Linked DNA regions of Homo sapiens: region 2 is linked to region 1. Evidence: read pairs that join two places in POLR2A ChIA-PET (ENCODE). Cell type or tissue: Panc1. All regions are shown on one strand. Each heading gives the region's core, and the rest is flanking DNA. Links, peaks and the distances in the headings are about the cores only. Region 1 overlaps CSRP1 (cysteine and glycine rich protein 1). Region 2 holds the start of LOC124904482 (a long non-coding RNA gene).

What was found. Peaks named below come from ENCODE experiments on the same cell type or tissue, not always from the same donor. Only the 100,000 strongest peaks of a DNase experiment are listed, where the experiment ranks them.
Region 2: POLR2A ChIA-PET joins it to region 1 with 19 read pairs; 2 of 35 experiments call an interaction of 5 or more read pairs at or near these places.

Annotation. Positions count from the first base shown.
Region 1 is chr1:201,496,061-201,504,381 of GRCh38, forward strand. It overlaps CSRP1 (cysteine and glycine rich protein 1), which reads right to left. Exons shown (of 6, transcript NM_004078.3): 2 at 132-244. The coding sequence starts at 243. Among named protein-coding and RNA genes, the nearest start is that of CSRP1, 6.9 kb to the right of the region's middle. In Panc1, for the core only: no CTCF peak of the experiment used is centred there; a DNase peak (open chromatin) is centred at 7,611; H3K4me3 peaks cover 785 bases; H3K27ac peaks cover 2,047 bases.
Region 2 is chr1:201,645,827-201,654,147 of GRCh38, forward strand. It overlaps NAV1 (neuron navigator 1), which reads left to right. Exons shown (of 34, transcript NM_001389617.1): 5 at 2,808-3,599. It overlaps LOC124904482 (a long non-coding RNA gene), which reads right to left and starts at 2,158. Exons shown (of 2, transcript XR_007066789.1): 1 at 1-2,158. In Panc1, for the core only: no CTCF peak of the experiment used is centred there; no DNase peak of the experiment used is centred there; H3K4me3 peaks cover 3,324 bases; H3K27ac peaks cover 306 bases; H3K27me3 peaks cover 178 bases.

The DNA.
Region 1 (8,321 bases), core at 8-8,007:
GCTTCAGCCAAATGTCAAGCTGTTTACATCCCATGGGATCAGTTCCCTGGGGTGTTGACAGGCCCAGCCTGTGGGGGCAGGCCCGTCCAGGGTGTCCAAGGCAACAGCAATAGGGCCTGGGGCGTACTCACTGCACAGGAAGCAGGATTTATGGAAGCTGTTGCCTTCGCACTGAACCTCTTCGGCAAAGTAAACCGTCTTCTGACACACCCCACATTTCTTGCCTCCTCCCCAGTTCGGCATTCTGAAAAGGGACACAGAAATGGGAATTAATTTTACAGGGAGATGGAAACATCTCAGATTGTCCACGACAGAAATGCAACAGCCAGATCCAGAGGAGAGAAAGACAAAAGTAGAATGCCTGGGGGGCCACCAGGCCTGGCAGAGCACTTTCTGCTAGCTCTCGACAGCAGCCTCGCACGTTCTCGGGGATTTCCTCCCCCCAATCTAATCAACAGGTCTTTACAGAGCAGCTGCTGCATTTTCAGCCCTGTGCTAGGCACTCTAAAGGATGTGGATCAGCAGAAGAAGCAGGCTTTATAAAGAAGGCTCCAGCTGCAATAAAAATGGACTGCCTACCCCTACACACGTCAACATGGACGGATCTCAAAGAGAATGTGGAAGAAGCAGACAGACCAGAGCTGGGAAAATGCAAGTCCATTTGTAGGAAATTCACAAATGGGCTAAACTCATATTGCCAAGGGATGGACATATAGGTGGAAAAGTTACTACAGAAAAGCAAGGGAATGATGATCACAAGCTTTTACCTTAGAAGAGTTACCTCTAAGAGAGGGAAGGGACCATGACTGGGTTGGGAGACCAGGGAGGCTGGTAAGGCACTGCCTGGCAATGCTCTCCTTCTTAACTCAGGGTGGTTGTCATATGGGGGCTCACTTTATAATTATTCTTTGAACTGTACATGTAGGTTTTGTGCACACTTTTGTATATAAGCTATAGCTCACCACAAGAAAAAAGTTTTTTTTGTTTTGTTTTGTTTTTTAAATGCAGGGCTGGGCATGGTGGCTCACGCCTGTAATCCCAGCACTTTGGGAGGCTGAGGCGGGCAGGCCACCTGAGGTCAGGAGTTCCGGAGTTCCAGATCAGACTGGCCAATGTGGCGAAACACCATCTCTACTAAAAATACAAAAATTAGCCAGGTGTGGTGGTGCGCCCCTGTAATCCTAGCTACTCTGGAGGCTGAGGCAGGAGAATCACTTGAACTTGGGAGGCGGAGGTAGCAGTGAGCCAAGATAGCACCACTGCACTCCAGTCTGGGCAACAGAACAAGACTCTGTCTCAAAAAAAAAAAAAAAAAAAAAAAAAGGCAGGAGGTAGGCACACAGGGCAGTTATCAAACTTCAGAGTGAGGGGCTTTTGCAAAATCAGATTTAGTAACACCACCCCACATCTAATGAATTATAACCTCTGAGAATGAGATACTTGAGAGAATGAGGTACTTGAATCTGAATTTTTAACAAGCACCCCAGGCAAACAAAGCAGGTGGCCCAGACCAACTTTGAGATGCTCTAGGTGTTGGTTCAGAGCTGGCGTCCTGATGCCATGCAGGTTTGGCTCAATCTTGATCCTGCCACTCATTAGCTGTGTGACCTTGGGCAAGATAGTCAGTCTTTCCAAACCTTGATTTCTGTATCTGTTAAATAAGGATAAAAGCTGGGTGCAGTGGGTCATGCCTGTAATCCCAGCACTTTGGGAGGCTGAGGTGGGCAGATCACGAGGTCGGGAGTTTGAGACCAGCCTGACCAACATGGTGAAAACCTGTCTCTACTAAAAATAGAAAAATTAGTGGGGCGTGGTGGCACCTGCCTGTAATCCCAGCCACTCAGGAGGCTGAGGCAGGAGAATCGCTTGAACCTGGGAGGCAGAGGTTGCAGTGAGTCGAGATCGCGCCATTGCATTCCAGCCCGGACGACAGAGCAAGACTCCGTCTCAAAAAAAAAAAAGGATAAAAATAGCGACTTCACCGAGTATGTCTGGTGATTAAATGAGATATGATATGTCAAAGGCAAGGCACAGTACTTGGCACATATACAGCACACAGAAGTCCAAGTGATGCCTCAGGTCAGTGCCCACGTGGCCACAGAGCAGCACGGAAGGTAACACTAGTGAGTGTGGAGAACAGATGGGGCCTGCTTCTCTCCTTCCATTTCACTCGCTCACTCAACAGACGTGGCTGAAGGAGGAAGACCACCCTTCCAGCTCTTTCAACAGAAGTTCATGAGGGAAGGGCTATACAAAGCACCACCTACAGTGGGTACAGGCTTGGTGCCGGGGGTTGCCCAGGACTTGGTGAGTAAAGGACACAGGGAGGTGCCGGGAAATAAAGGGGCTGGGAGTCAGAGGGATCTGTTGCCTCAGGAGGCAAAGGAGCCTAAGGAGAGAGCTCACGGAACCTGTCACATGGAAATGTTGAAAACCGGGATGTGGCAACGAGAGCCCACCCTCCTGGTAACAGGGCTTGCACCAGCAGCTGGAGAGTCAATGTCAAGGGCAGAGGGAGATACAGTCTCCATTACTGGAGAGCTCCCATTTGAGGGTGACACGGGCCTCAGCTCAAGAAGGGATCCAGGTCACGTTCACCACTCTGTCCCCATGCTCTGCATAGCACTTGGCACGTGGCTGTTCATATAGGTGGCCAGGAAATAGCTGAGGAATGAATGAAGGATGCACTAATATCGAAAGCCACAGCTTCTGGGGCCATTTTCTCTGCATGGTGAATCTCTGCAGAGCCTGGCTCCTAGTGGAGGTGCTTGGTAAGCGTGTGCAGGCTGAGAGGCAGAGCTTACTGTGGGGAAGTGGTGTTAGTGATGCTGGGGGATCTAGGTAGACCATGCCTGCTGCATAAGCCCAGTTCTCCCTTTCCCAGGTTCTGGAGCAGCCGCACTTCCTCAGGCTCCCACACATCGCTGACATGCCCCGCAGGAATTTCTGTAACTGCTCACATCCCCATCTCTGTCTTCCTCAGATAACCCATGCGGCCTGAGCCCCCAGATCCAGGGACAGTCCCCATTCCCAGCCTCTGATGTTGCACTGTTCCTTCAGCCTCTTTCTGTACTGAGGACTGCTAGCTGCCCTTGTCAAGCAAAGGTTTGGAGCTGAAAACCGTACGATGTGAAGGACAGTTAGACAGGAACAGCAATCAGCAATGTGTGTTATGGTCGGCCTGATCATCGGCCATTTCCCCCTTCTTCCTTGCTACAAAACCCCGATTTTATTCAGGCCATTGAATGACTGGGGAGATGCCCCTTCCCCAGATGGAGGAACAGAGCCTCTGTCCCCTAAGCCAACCATGGAGATTCCATTCCCTTGCCAGTGGCTGGATCAGGAACAGGCTGAGACCATTTCTGGCCAGTGAGATGTGAGGGGAGGTCTGCTTGGGAAGCTCTTGTGAATAATGTATCCAGTTGTACAGACCCACACAAGCTCTCTTCTCCCTCTGATAAGGTGACTCAATGTGACCCTTGGAACTCAGCCATGGCACCCACACTGCCATGGACTGAATGCCTACTATGCATCAGATGGCTCATCTGCATCATCCCATTTCTTTATTTTTTCAAGATGGAGTCTCACTCTGTCACCTAGACTGGACTGCAGTGGCACAATCTCTGCTCACTGCAACCTCCATCTCCTGAGTTCAAGCAATTCTCATGCCTCAGCCTCCTGAGTAGCTGGGATTATAGGCGCCCGCCACCACCACCATACCCGGCTAATTTTTGTATTTTTATTAGAGACAGGGTTTCACCATGTTGGCCAGGCTGGTCTTGAACTCCTGACCTCAAGTGATCTGCCTGCCTCGGTCTCCTAATGTGCTGGGATTATAGGCATGAGTCACTGCTCCCAGCCACATCATCTCATTTCATCCTCATCATCCGAAGATAAAGAATGTATGCCCACCTTACAGACAAGACAAGCAAGGCTCAGAGCGGTTAGGCAAGTTGCTTATAGTCACACAGCTGGAAGAGATAGACCTGGGATTCTAATGCAAGCTCATCTATTTCTGAATCCTCTGGGTCCCAGTCACCATGCTGTGGCCCTTGCATATTTAAGAGGGGCTGCTCATGATAGGCATACAATACATCAGTGCTGGCCCTCTTCCTCGGCCTTCTCCTTTTCCAACCCCCTGAACCAGCAGGGGACATACTCAGGCCCCTAGGAACACCCCTAAGGGAGGAAAATTCCCCTAGCCACATGGTTGGGAGCCAGTTCCAAGCACTGTTTTGTTACAGACACAAAAGCCCTTCTCCCTCTGGGGGAGACCCACAGCTCCATACAGGCCTCCCCTTGTTTTCCCTGGCTCCGTGTCAGGGGCCCACATCCAGCAGGGCCCCAGGGAATCAAGAACATGGGCGGAGAAATGGGTGAAACCCAAGGACCTGCCAGTAAGGAAAATCTGCTCAGGACGTCTCTTAGCCAGGCTGCTCTTTTGAGCCTGGTCATTTAGTTAGGGCGAGGGTGGGGGGTCTCCCCTCAAGAGCCCAGTGAAAGGACAGGGCTCTATTGCCTTGAGATGAAAAGTGATGACTCTATCCCTAGCCAGGAAGGGTTTCAGGCAGTGCCTGTGGATGAGGTCCTGTCCCCCTCTGCCCACAAGAGGACCCCTCCAGGTGACCCTGCCTGTGGGGAAGAGGCTCAGCTGGAGGGAACCCTGGCAACAGGCAGGGCTCAGTCTTCACTCCACCTCCTCCCTTTCTGCCCTTCTCTCCAACAGCCAAATTCTGCCTGTAGGGAGGCCGAATTGCCTTAAAAGGAAACCTGTTTCTCAGAGTTCATGGAGTGCCTTAGAGGGACACTTGGCTCCTTCTTAATTGCCTTCCCAGCTCTCCGGCACAGAGGCCCTGCAGAAGGCTGGGACAAGAGAAGTTCCCAAGGTCAGAGTTCAGGCTGTACAGGTCAATGGTTAGGAAAACAAGAGCTGGGATTCGATCAATATGGATTTACCCCTTCCTAGCTGAATGATCTTGGGCAAGTTACTTTCCTTTCTGAGTGTCAATTTGCTTGTCTCTAAAATGGACCGTATATGGACTCCCTAAAATTCAGCTGTAAGGATTAAATGAGGAGGTATGGAAGTGATGGCCAGCACACTGTAAGTGCCCGCCCCTCTGACTACCACTCACACGACTGGACCAGTCATACGTCGACTCCACACTGCTAGATGTGGGCCAGCCATCCACATGTAGCTAGTCCACATATGGAAGGAGCGAGGCTTAAGAAGTACCATGCCAAATAGGGCCAGGAACTCCTGATTCATCTGCTAGCCCAGCGAATGAGTCTGGGACAAGTTACTTGCCCTTCTTTGGGGTTTAGCTCCCCCCAGCTGTCTGTGATGTCCCATTTCACTCTGTTGACCATCTCAACAGAGAACAGAGCTTGAATTTTCTACTGAATGGCTGGAAACACCTGGTCAGCTGTTTTCCTGAAACGGCTGGCGGCTAGAAGCCTGCTGTGTCTGCTGCTGCATCTTCCTAGCCTGGCTGTCCCATTAGGACTGTACCCAGATCCCCAGTTAGGACTGTACCCAGATCCTCAGCCTTGAGACAAGAAAGCCAAGGTGGCAGCTCTTACAGCAGCAGCAAAAGGAGAAGAAAAAGGTCACAGACTCTCAGTCACCCCAAATCTCATGAAAGTCAGGCTCGGCTGGGTGTGGTGGCTCACGCCTGTAATCCTTGCACTTTGGGAGGCTGAGGCAGGCGGATCACTTGAGGTCAGGAGTTCGAGACCGGCCTGGCCAATGTAGTGAAACCCCATCTTTAATAAAAATACAAAAATTAGCCGGGTATGGTGGCGGGCACCTGTAATCCCAGCTACTCCGGAGGCTGAGGCATGAGAATTGCTTGAAACAGGAGATGGAGGTTGCAGTGAGCAGCGATCTTGCCACTGCACTCCAGCCTGGGCAATAAAGCAATACTCAGTCTCAAAATAAATAAATAAATAAATAAATAAATAAATAAATAAAGTCTGGCTCAGGTGACAGGTTGAAGGAACCATCGCAGAGATGTAAAATCCCTAACTGCCAGCCACCAGTGTCTGAAGGCAAGCCCCTTCTTATCAAACCCTTCAAAACCATCCCATATCTTTATTTCTACAGTGGAAAAATCCCATCTCTCCCATTCCAAAATCATTTATTCCCTAGGGCCAAAGAGTGACTGACGGCACAGGGTTAAAGTCCCCATCCACTTGCTCCAGTAGAAACCTGTCAGATGTTTATCTAGCTCCCTCGCATTAGCTGAGCTGCTTGGTATCTGCCAGGTGGACAGGAGGGCTGGCATCCCTTCCAATCTGCAGCTCGGCTTTTGCCTCCACGCCCCAGTGTCCAGAGAGCAGCTGAGGGCAGAGAGAGGAGGGGGCTGGGCTGGTCAGGGCTCAGAGCCAAGTCTTAGAAGTGACACCTGAGAGCTCAGGAAATCAGCCTCTCCTGAAGCTCAGGGTCACGGGTAGGGGGAGAATGGCTGCCATGGAGATGGGGCAGGCTTGGCCTCAGCTTTCCATGTCCCACCTCATGTTTCCTTCAGAACCGTGCACATGACCCGCCTCTCTGAAAAGGTAACCAGCATCACTGAGCTACCATCAATCCAGGCCCCATGGGCCTCCAGAACTTGACTGTCATTCTAGGTCAGGAATCCTTCTCTCTATTGAATGAGCTTTCTCTTTTCAAATCCATGTCCAGTGGCCCTTGTGAGACTGTGAGCTGACAAGGGCGGTATATGTCTCTCCCTTTCCCCACTTGCCCCCAGTGCCTTCTAGAGCAGAGCTCCCTACTCTTGGAGTTCAGAAGTTTGCAGGGCGCAGTGGCTCATTCCTATAATCCTAGCACTTGGGGAGGCTGAGGTGGGTGGATCATTTAAGGTCAGGAGTTTGAGACCAGCCTGGCCAACAGCGTGAAACCCCATCTCTACTAAATATACAAAAAAAAAAAAAAAATTAGCTGAGTGTGATGGTGCACACCTGTAATCCCAGCTACTTGGGAGGCTGAGGCAGGAGAATTGCTTGAACCCGGAGGCAGAGGTTGCAGTGAGCCAAGATCGTGCCACTGCACTCCAGCCTGGGGGACAAAAGCGAAACTCTGTCTCAAAAAAAAGAAGTCTGAAGGTCAACACAGGTAGAAATGGAGGTCGATGACTTCTTTGTAGTATTTCAAAACTTCTACAGGAAATCCTGTATTATAATAAAGCCTCATAGACAAATTAACAGATGGGGTTTCCTTGCTTTTATCCAGATCTGTAATGATGTTGGTTATTCCATGCTGAACAAAATGGTCTGAATGATTTTTCTTTGATTAATTTTTTACAAGTTAAAACACATTAGCACTTAGGCCTTAAAAACACAGGTCGTTTGCAGCTGACATCCCAGGAAGCACCAACACACGCCACCCCTGCATAAAGAAAGCCAGGCACACAGTCGGGGGTAGGGGGTGCTGGCTGCCTAGCTGGGGCTGAGCTCCAGCTGCTAACCTTCCATTTCTTCCCCTGTTGTCACCGCTGAAGACTCAGACGCTGCCTTCTGGCCCTGGGGAAGCACTGGAAATACCAGAGTCTGGAAATGCTAGCTGCCCCCGTATTTACACACTTTACCATACATGGGAATTACTCAGTGCTGGCGTCAGACACATTCCTGGGTAGCTGCGTAGTACAGGCACGTCATTACCATATAAATTCTTGACAACTAGAAACAGCAGTCGGAACCCAGGACCCCTCCACCTCACCTTCTCTGCCCTCCCCTCAAGTTTTGCTAGCTCTCTCTTTCTCAAGCACGCTCTTTTCCAGGCTTGTTTTCTTTCTGCAAACCTGGCTCTGAAACTCAAACATGCAGAGCTGGTGAAAGCATATCCATTAGTGGCTGGGAACTAACTCTCAGGGGTCCCCTCTGCTCCTACCTGGCCATGCAACAGACTGAAAACCCGGAGGTCAGGAGTTCTAACCCTGATCCATCCAAGTGAAAGATATCTTCCTTAAATAGTTTATAAGCCACTGTAAAGCACCTTGTAAAGCTGATGTGTTTCACAAATGGCAGATATTTCCTTAGTGAGTTGATCTGGAAAAAGGAAATGTAGAGGAGCAAAGAAAAATAATAAGGTAGTGACTGAGCATACGTTTTGGAAACAGTCAGCTTATGTTTGAATGGCAGCTCCACAACTGATCAGCTGTGATCCTGAGCAAGTTTCTTACTACCTCTGAGCCTCAGTTTCTCCATTTGTAAAATGGAGAGCATCAGTAGCTACCTCATAAATTGTCCAAGATAACACATGTGAAGTATTTCTCACACTGTCTGGTACACTGCAAGTGCAGATATCTGGTTATCCTTATCTT
Region 2 (8,321 bases), core at 8-8,007, 150 kb after region 1:
AGAATAGGTGTTGTCGGATTCTCAAATTGCTATTTTTAGGAAAGGTGTGGTTCTCATGTGATTGAATTAGGGGCATCTTGTATAAATTAGAGAATGACCAATGAGTAAGGATGAGGACTGTAGAAGTGATGGCTTGTGACTTCATTACAAGTACCCTGAAGGATGGGGTAGGAAGAGCATGGTCATGCTTACTCAAAGATTTGGCACCAAAGATGGGGCTTGATCCCTTGCTTGAGCTGGGACCTCATGTTTGGACATAAGCATGGGTACTTCGTGTGTGCCCAGAAAAGAAAGTCCCATGATTGGCCTCATCCTTTGGGCACTCTCTGTGCCTTGGCCAAGTTCTGGCATGATACCACTCACATTCCTTTAACCAGTTCTTCACTGCTTGTCATTTCCTATCTGGAACCACGAACCCTAGTTCCACCCCTGAGTTTCCTAATGCTCGACATAAGCCTCTGAAGCCAATCTGCATTGTGCATTGCAGATGGTACAGAATCCTCTTGTAAACCTGTCCTCCACTCCTCTTGTTATTCTTATAATTGGAATATATACACCCATGTCCGTCTACCTGAGATGAATGTGTTGATGTGTGTGACATTGCTTTTTTCACAGGGACAGGATTATTATTTTCCCAAGTCTTGTATTGTCTACCTTGTATTCCCTGCCAGACAGGAAATACAAGAGTCCAGAGTTCCTCAAGGACAGAATCGCCACCTTTTTTTCTATGTCTCCAAGACAGCCAAGAGTCCATGCTTCTTACCAAACACTTCTCTGCTTGAGAACTCTATATTCTCGTGCCACTTATCCTTTCTGCTATGATCCCTGTCACGGCAGATTTTATGGCATCTCAATCTGGAAGGCAGAGAGTCCTGAGATAACACCAGAACCCAAGAGTCATGCAGGGTACAAACCCAGCGTACAGTGCTCAGGCCTCCAAATCCATTTAACCAACAGAGTTGCAACACCTGCTCCATGCAAGGTGCTGAGTGACACAGTTCTACACCCGGAGAGATCCTGCGCTGGCGGGGGAGACAGATAGAGACACAAATACATTTCACACCAGGCAGCAGGTGATGATTAGTGTTAGGAGAGTGTGTGAACCATGAGACTCACACACAGCGTTCTTCAGATTCTAGGAGAAAGGGAGGAAAGGAGCTAGAGAGATGGAGGTTGGGTTTGGGGTGGGGAGATAATCTGATGGTTAGACATTCTGGCAAAAAGTTCTTAGGGCTTTATAATCCCTAGAGTGTGGCTCCACCTGGGCCTACCCCTCCTGGAGCAAGCTTTGCTTTCAGAGAATTCCCCTCCACTTTCTCCTGAGAGCCTTTTGCTCAGGCAACCTGGCTGTGACTTGGGAGGCCATTTGAGGATGGGCAGTGTCCCCTCTACTGAGGTACAGTCCTAGGCAAACTGCAGACTACTCCATCTGGCTCTTGTTCCCCCTCCACCTCATCCCTGTCCCCTGGGTCCAGTTAGGAGGAAAGGAAGAAGGGCTTGGGAAACATCTTTTAAAAGCACTCTGCTGCTCTGCTTAACTCTGGCAGGCAAGGGACCCAGTGCAAAGCCTCCTCTTGATTCCCTAGGTTTGACACAGGCCTTTACAGTTCCAAAGCCCTTCTACCTGTGAAGCTGGTATTATAACCACTATAAAAGAAAACAGAACCAGAGGGGTTCAATGACTTTGACAAGGTCACATTGCTAATTGGAATAGAAACCCAGTTTCCTGATCTCAAGAGTTACTCCTTCCCCTACAAAGCCCTCAGCCCCCTCCCCAGTCAACGCTAGGCCCCTTCTCTCCAAGCCACCCGTGTCCTACCCCCATCCCCTACCTCCTGGGCTCAGGAGGGCAACCTTGAGCCTCAGAGACTGAAGTAGGGCGGGACTGGGAGTTTCCTGGGGGAAAACCAAAGACGGTTTGGGGTTGGGGGAGGGGAATGAGCACCCTGGATACCATTCCTCCACCCCTCTCCCGACATCTCTCTCAGGCCCACGGGCCCACTTTCCCTCCCGCATTCTGAGCCGCCCTCCCTCCGTCTCTTTTACCTGCACCTCCACACCTCCTCAACAGATCTTTATCCTGGACACGGCAGGGGGTCCCCGTGCCCTCCGAGAATCCAAGAACCCGCCCCGCTTCTACGCGGAAAGCTGGGAGAAAAACTGCTTTTCCTTTATTTCCCCCTACCCCCCACTCATCCGCCCCTGGAGCTCCGCTCGCAGATACCTCCCCCTCCCGAGCCAGAAATAGACACACTATCTCTCCCCCACCTCCCTCCCCGTGCGCACACTCGCTCCCCTCCTCCTGTTTGCTCCCCGCCTTCCCCTTCCCTCCTTCCTCTGCTCGGAGCTGCAGCCTGCAGCCTCGACTCGGGCTGGCTGGCTGGCTGAGTGCGGCCGGGGCGCTGCCCGGCAGTGCGGTGTCCACGGGACTGACAGGCAGGCAGGCCGCGGGCTGGGATCCGGACACCAAAGCAAAAGCACCGCTGGGCGCCGGAGGAGCCGCGGGGCTTCCATCCTTCCTTTGACTGATTTTTAAATTTTAATTTGTATTTTCCCCGCCGCCCCGCCCCTTTTCCTCCGACCCCGCCCTATCGCTCCCCGGCTTCCCTGCTCTTTCCTTTTTCCCGGCTTCCTTCCTCGCGTTTCTTTCCCCTGCGCCCTCGGCTTGCCTCTCTCCCTCCTCCCTCGCTCTCTCCCCCTTCTCTCCCCTTCTTCCTCGGTTTCTTCCGTCCTCTCTCTCCCCCTCCTCCTCCCCCGCCTCCTCCTCCTGCGCTCCCGCCCCCTGCCCCCTCCCCCCGTGCCTGCAGACGCGCGGATCGTCCATGCGCTCCTCGCGGGCAGAATGCTGGGCAGCAGCGTCAAGAGCGTGCAGCCCGAGGTGGAGCTGAGCAGCGGCGGCGGCGACGAGGGCGCGGACGAACCGCGGGGCGCCGGCAGGAAGGCGGCAGCGGCGGACGGCAGAGGCATGCTGCCCAAGCGCGCCAAGGCGCCCGGCGGCGGCGGCGGCATGGCCAAGGCCAGCGCGGCTGAGCTGAAGGTCTTCAAGTCCGGCAGCGTGGACAGCCGTGTCCCCGGCGGGCCGCCCGCCTCCAACCTGCGCAAGCAGAAGTCACTCACCAACCTCTCTTTTCTCACGGACTCCGAGAAAAAGCTGCAGCTTTATGAGCCCGAATGGAGCGACGATATGGCCAAGGCGCCCAAAGGCTTAGGCAAGGTGGGGTCCAAGGGCCGTGAAGCTCCGCTGATGTCCAAGACGCTGTCCAAGTCGGAGCACTCGCTCTTCCAGGCCAAGGGCAGCCCGGCGGGCGGCGCCAAGACCCCCCTGGCTCCGCTCGCGCCCAACCTGGGAAAGCCGAGCCGGATCCCTCGAGGACCCTATGCGGAGGTCAAGCCGCTCAGCAAGGCGCCTGAAGCGGCCGTGAGCGAAGATGGCAAATCGGACGACGAGCTGCTCTCCAGCAAGGCCAAGGCGCAAAAGAGCTCTGGGCCTGTCCCCTCTGCCAAGGGCCAGGAGGAGCGCGCCTTCCTCAAGGTGGACCCCGAGCTGGTGGTGACCGTGCTGGGAGACCTGGAGCAGCTGCTCTTCAGCCAGATGCTGGGTAAGTCCTGCCGCCCCGCCCCGCCCCGCCCCTGGCTTTCTCCTAACCAGCTGCTGGGGAAGGTGTGGGGAAAGCGAAGCCCCCTCCCCTTGCGCCTTCCCGGAGGGCCCTCCTGTTCACGATCAGGCTGTGATGGGCATTGCGCCCAGATGTGCTGAGCTGGCCCACCTCCAGATGCGCATGGCTCAAGTGTACCTTCTTAAAGACATTACAGGCGGGAACCCGGGCTCGACTCTGGCCTGCCCGAGGTGAGGCTGGACAATGGGATGGGGGGTGAGGGGGTTACAGGCTCTCAGAAATAGAGCCAGAATCCCAATATGGCAAAACCTGGGACTGGTGGAAACCTCCGTTGTGGTGTGGCCTGCGCTTGACAGGAGCATCCCGCATTGCAAGGGGAGCGTCCAGCGAGAGCCCGGATCTAGAGGACAGATGTGGGAGAGCAGATGTGAGGGCTGATTGGCCCCGGAACACAGCTGAGGCTCCACTTCCTCTGTGGATCCCGAGTGGGAGCGCAAGTCGGATTTCCCCGCGGTGTGAGGATTCTGGCTAAAAGAAGCGTCTAGGGCCGGGGGCGGGCGGGCTGCCAGCTGTGCGCATCTGGGCGCATGTCCGATACCTCAGCCCCGGCTCTGGCCCCAACCCCTACACCCGCAGGTCTTTTAGGGCGTGTCGAAAGCTCTGGGCGTTAGCGCCGAGACTCCTGTTTGACCGGGAAGCCTTTGCCCTGTGGCTAATGGAAGCCGAGCAGGCGGGAAGGGAGGAACAAAGCTTGCTCGAGTGGAGGAAGCGCGCAGAGCTGTTCCATTGTTCTCCGTGCCTGAAGAGTCTATGCAAAAAAACCCGAAGCGGGCCCCGGAACTGCTCTTTCTCTCCCCGGAGAGCCCCTGCCCTCAGAGAGGAATAGATCTGGGATGTGCCGGACGCCAGGCGGCCATGCCTCGGGAACTGGCACGGGCCCTCTTGGGGCCACGGAACAAGGACGGTGGGGCCTGGTGCCCAGGCGAGCTGCTTTGGCTGCGCGGACTTGTTGCGGTGGCTGGGTTGTGGGTCCTCCGGCGCCGAGGGACCCGAGCTTCCTGGGTACCCGGCAGGCTGCCCGCCCGCTGGGGGCTGGGAAGGGGCGTGCCAATGCGCGTGTGAAAGGGCGGGGCCGAGTGACGGGCTTGGCGGGTGGGGAACATGCAAGAGCTCGCCGGGCGGCCCTGGAGAATGCGAAGCCGGAGGAGACCGGTTCGGCCTGCTGCAGTCTTCCTAGGAACCCTCGACTCCTGTGTGGGCTAGGATGAGGGTCCTCTGACAGGGGCAAGGATTTGGGCCTTTGGAGAACCGATCCTTACGCAGGAGGCCGCAAATGGGCTTTGCAGGGGCAATCAGGAGACTGGACAAGGGCAAAAGAAGAGCAGCCTTTTCCCCTGGGAGCCCCTCCTGAAGGTGGGGATGGCTGGGTGGGTGCGGAAGCTGACCAGGCAGCCTCACTCTGCAAAGGGAATGTGCCACCCGGTCCTCAGTGTGGGGCTGAGCCTGTCAAAGGCCCTGCCTCAGTGAATGGGGCAAGAGAGACAATAAGGGAAAAAATTAATAAATTTTTGGCAGGCACCATGGCAGGCACCAAGGAGGGATATGGACAAAATGCAACTGGCCCATGTGATAGAGAGCCCTGCTGAGGGACTGAAAGCAGGGTGAGAGAGGAAGGGACCGTGTGTGTGTGTGTGTGTGTGTGTGTGTGTGTGTGTGTCAGACTGAGAGAGGGACTTGGCGAGGGAGGGCAAGGGAGTATCGGGGCACAGAATAGCAGAAGGCACAGAACCCTTTTCAGGGTCAAGGCTTTACTTGTTGGGGATAACTTAGCTGGTCTGGGTCCTCTCCAGACCTGGATGCCCTCACACTGTCCCAGAAGCTGACTGCCCATTGAAGCCCTCTTAGTTGCTCCTCAAGAGGAGCCAAACAGGTCTGAGCTGGCTAGGGAGATGGGAGGAGGGGCAGGAGTGGGGAGGAGGGCAGGTGCAGGGAGGGCGAGAGAGGAGGAGAAGCTGAGCTGTGGTCCCTTATTCCTGCTTAGCAGTTGTCACTTCTCAAAGCACACTGACACTTTCAGTAACCTCGGAAGTGAGGAGAGAACACCTCCACTTCCCAGTTGGGGAAATGCAGAGTCAAAAGCATTGAGGGCCTTAAAGGCATCTATGAGTTCATGGTGGAAGGGAGATTCCACATTGATCTCCTGAGGACTAAGTCGCAGCTCTTCCTAGGAGACCTGATTGAGAGAGGAAGAGTCAGCAGGCAGAGGGACCTGCCCAAGGCTATGTCTACTGGGTATGGGCCACCAGAACTGCCTCGATGACCCTACAGAGGGCTGAGGGGCTTAGCTCTCTGGGGTGGGGAGAGAAGGGTGGAAACTCCCAAATCTGCCTGTCTCCAGCTGAGAGGACCCAAAGTTGGGGGGTGGGGAGTTGGTTCAGGCTGTAGCAAGGCAGAGCCTGGTGTCAAACAGTGGTAGGGAGGAAAGGAGGGGAGTTGGTGACCTCCAAACTAAGCTTTTCCCTGTGTGAAGGGCAGAGGGTAGACTGCCTGGGGGAGGGGTAGAGGGAGAGGAACTACAGAGGGAATTCGTCTTCCAGAGCCAATGATGGTGGTGTTCAGGTATCAGACAGGCCCTCAGTGTACAGCAGGGTGGCCTCTGGGGAGAAGAATGGTGACTTGATGTTTCAGGATTGTGATTGAAGACACTGGGCATTTGTCCCCACCTCAGTGGGGCTCAGTGTCCAGTTATGTTCACTCCATAGTACCATCCTAGATCCAAGAGGCTGCCAAGAATCAATTTCTGAGGCGGAGGGAGGGGGTGGGAGTGAGGCAGCTTCAAGTCAGAGCCTTTCTGTAATAAGAGGGAAGGACTGAAACCTGATCATCCCCTTCCCAGAAATCAGCTGGGGTCCCAGATGGTCTAGGCAGGCTCCCTGTCCCTTCGCTAACCTTGGAAGCTGCCAAATAACTAGGGCCCCACTGGGGAACCCTAGCAACTTGGAAGACTGAGGAGTGAGTACCGAGGGCAAATGGGCTAATTCCAGGAATTAGATGCCTCTGGACCCTGGCCCGATACTCACATCAGGCAGTTTGGCTCCGGAAGAAAGGCCACAAGGCCCTTGGCCTGGGTCTGGGGGCTAAGCTGGAGGCTGCATTCCTGAGTTCTCTGTGTAGAAGTCCTAAGCTCTGTGACCCCCTCTGGGACTCAGTTTCCTCATTTGTGAATGGAAGAGACCCTCCCATGGCTCATCCTTACCCCCTAGGGATGGGAAGGGGGTGTAGATTAAGGTGATCAGACCTGGAAAATGTTCCAAGTGGCTTAAAGAGAGCCTGTATTAATACAGCGCAATAGAATACAGATGCACCTCAATTTATGATGGGGTTATGTCCCGTTAAGACCATTGTAAGTTGAAAATATTGTAAGTCAAAAATGCATTGAATACACCTCACGTACCGAACGTCACAGCTCAGCCTAGCCTACCTTAAACGTGCTCAGAACACTTATATTCACCTACAGTTAAGCAAAATCATCTAATATAAAGCCTATTTCATAATAAAGTTGCATATTTCATGGAATTTATTGAATACTATACTAAAAGTGAAAAACAGAATGGTTGTATGGGTACTAGAAGTATAGTTTCTACCAAATGTATTACTTTCATGTGATCATAATGCCAAAAAAGCAGAAGCCGAACAATCACAAGTCGGGGACTGTCTGTACTATAGTAACACCCCAAATCTTCCTACCTCATCTTCCCTGGACCTGAGGATCTCAAAGCAAAACTAGTCTTTTGACACTCCAGGTGTTCATGTTCCTTCCTTCTGTCCTCCAGGAAAAGGGGGCAAAGTGAGACAGCTAAGACTGCCCAAGGTCAGGGAGTAAAAGAACCCAGGAACCTGGACTTCCTAGTCCCTCTTCATCTCAAAGGTGTCTGGACCCACACAAGCGGTTGTCATGACAACAGTTAGGCCTTCTGAAGTGCAGGCCAAGTAGAAATGAGGAAGAAAGGCAGGAAGCTATTCATTTCTAAGCCAGTTGATTGATGTGAATTTTTTGGGGGGGAGGGGCAGTGCAAGGGGGTCGCTCCAGTGAATGTGCTCTGGGATACTTTGAGTAGCAGGAGAAAGAAATGTGTTCACAAATACTTCGTTTTCCTTTTTATTCAGTGCATTGTGGGGCTGGGGTGGGTAGAGAATTCTCCAAAGAACTGCCACCCAGAACAGATAGGTGATATGTGGAAACTTATCCAGCACCCTCAGATTCCCTGAGGCCTAGCAGGAGAGTGAGGACAAAGCTCACTCCTGCCCTTCCTCTGGGCAGCAGCAGTAGTGATGGAGGATGCTTGTGGAATCACAGGCAGGAGGAAGGGCTGTGGCAAGGTGCAGCAGCCTGCAGGTTTGTGTGTATGTGTGTAGAGAAGGCACTGGCACAAAACCTTGGAGCTGTGAGGCCTCCTGCCTTCCTCCAGGTTGGTACCAATAATATTTCTTTTCTCACCGTGTCCAGAAAGTTTTCTTCCAAGGCTAGGCTTGGGCCCCCACCCAGGTCATGTTCCTCTCCTTTGGGCATTGCCTTGTTCTGACTGCTGCAGTCAAAAGCTGTTGGCTTTGACTCACAGCCCATGGCTCTGCCTCTGAGAGTACCGCATGGATGAATAAGTAGGTCCTAGGGGCAGTTCCTCTGCCCTGGGGAGAAGGTACAGA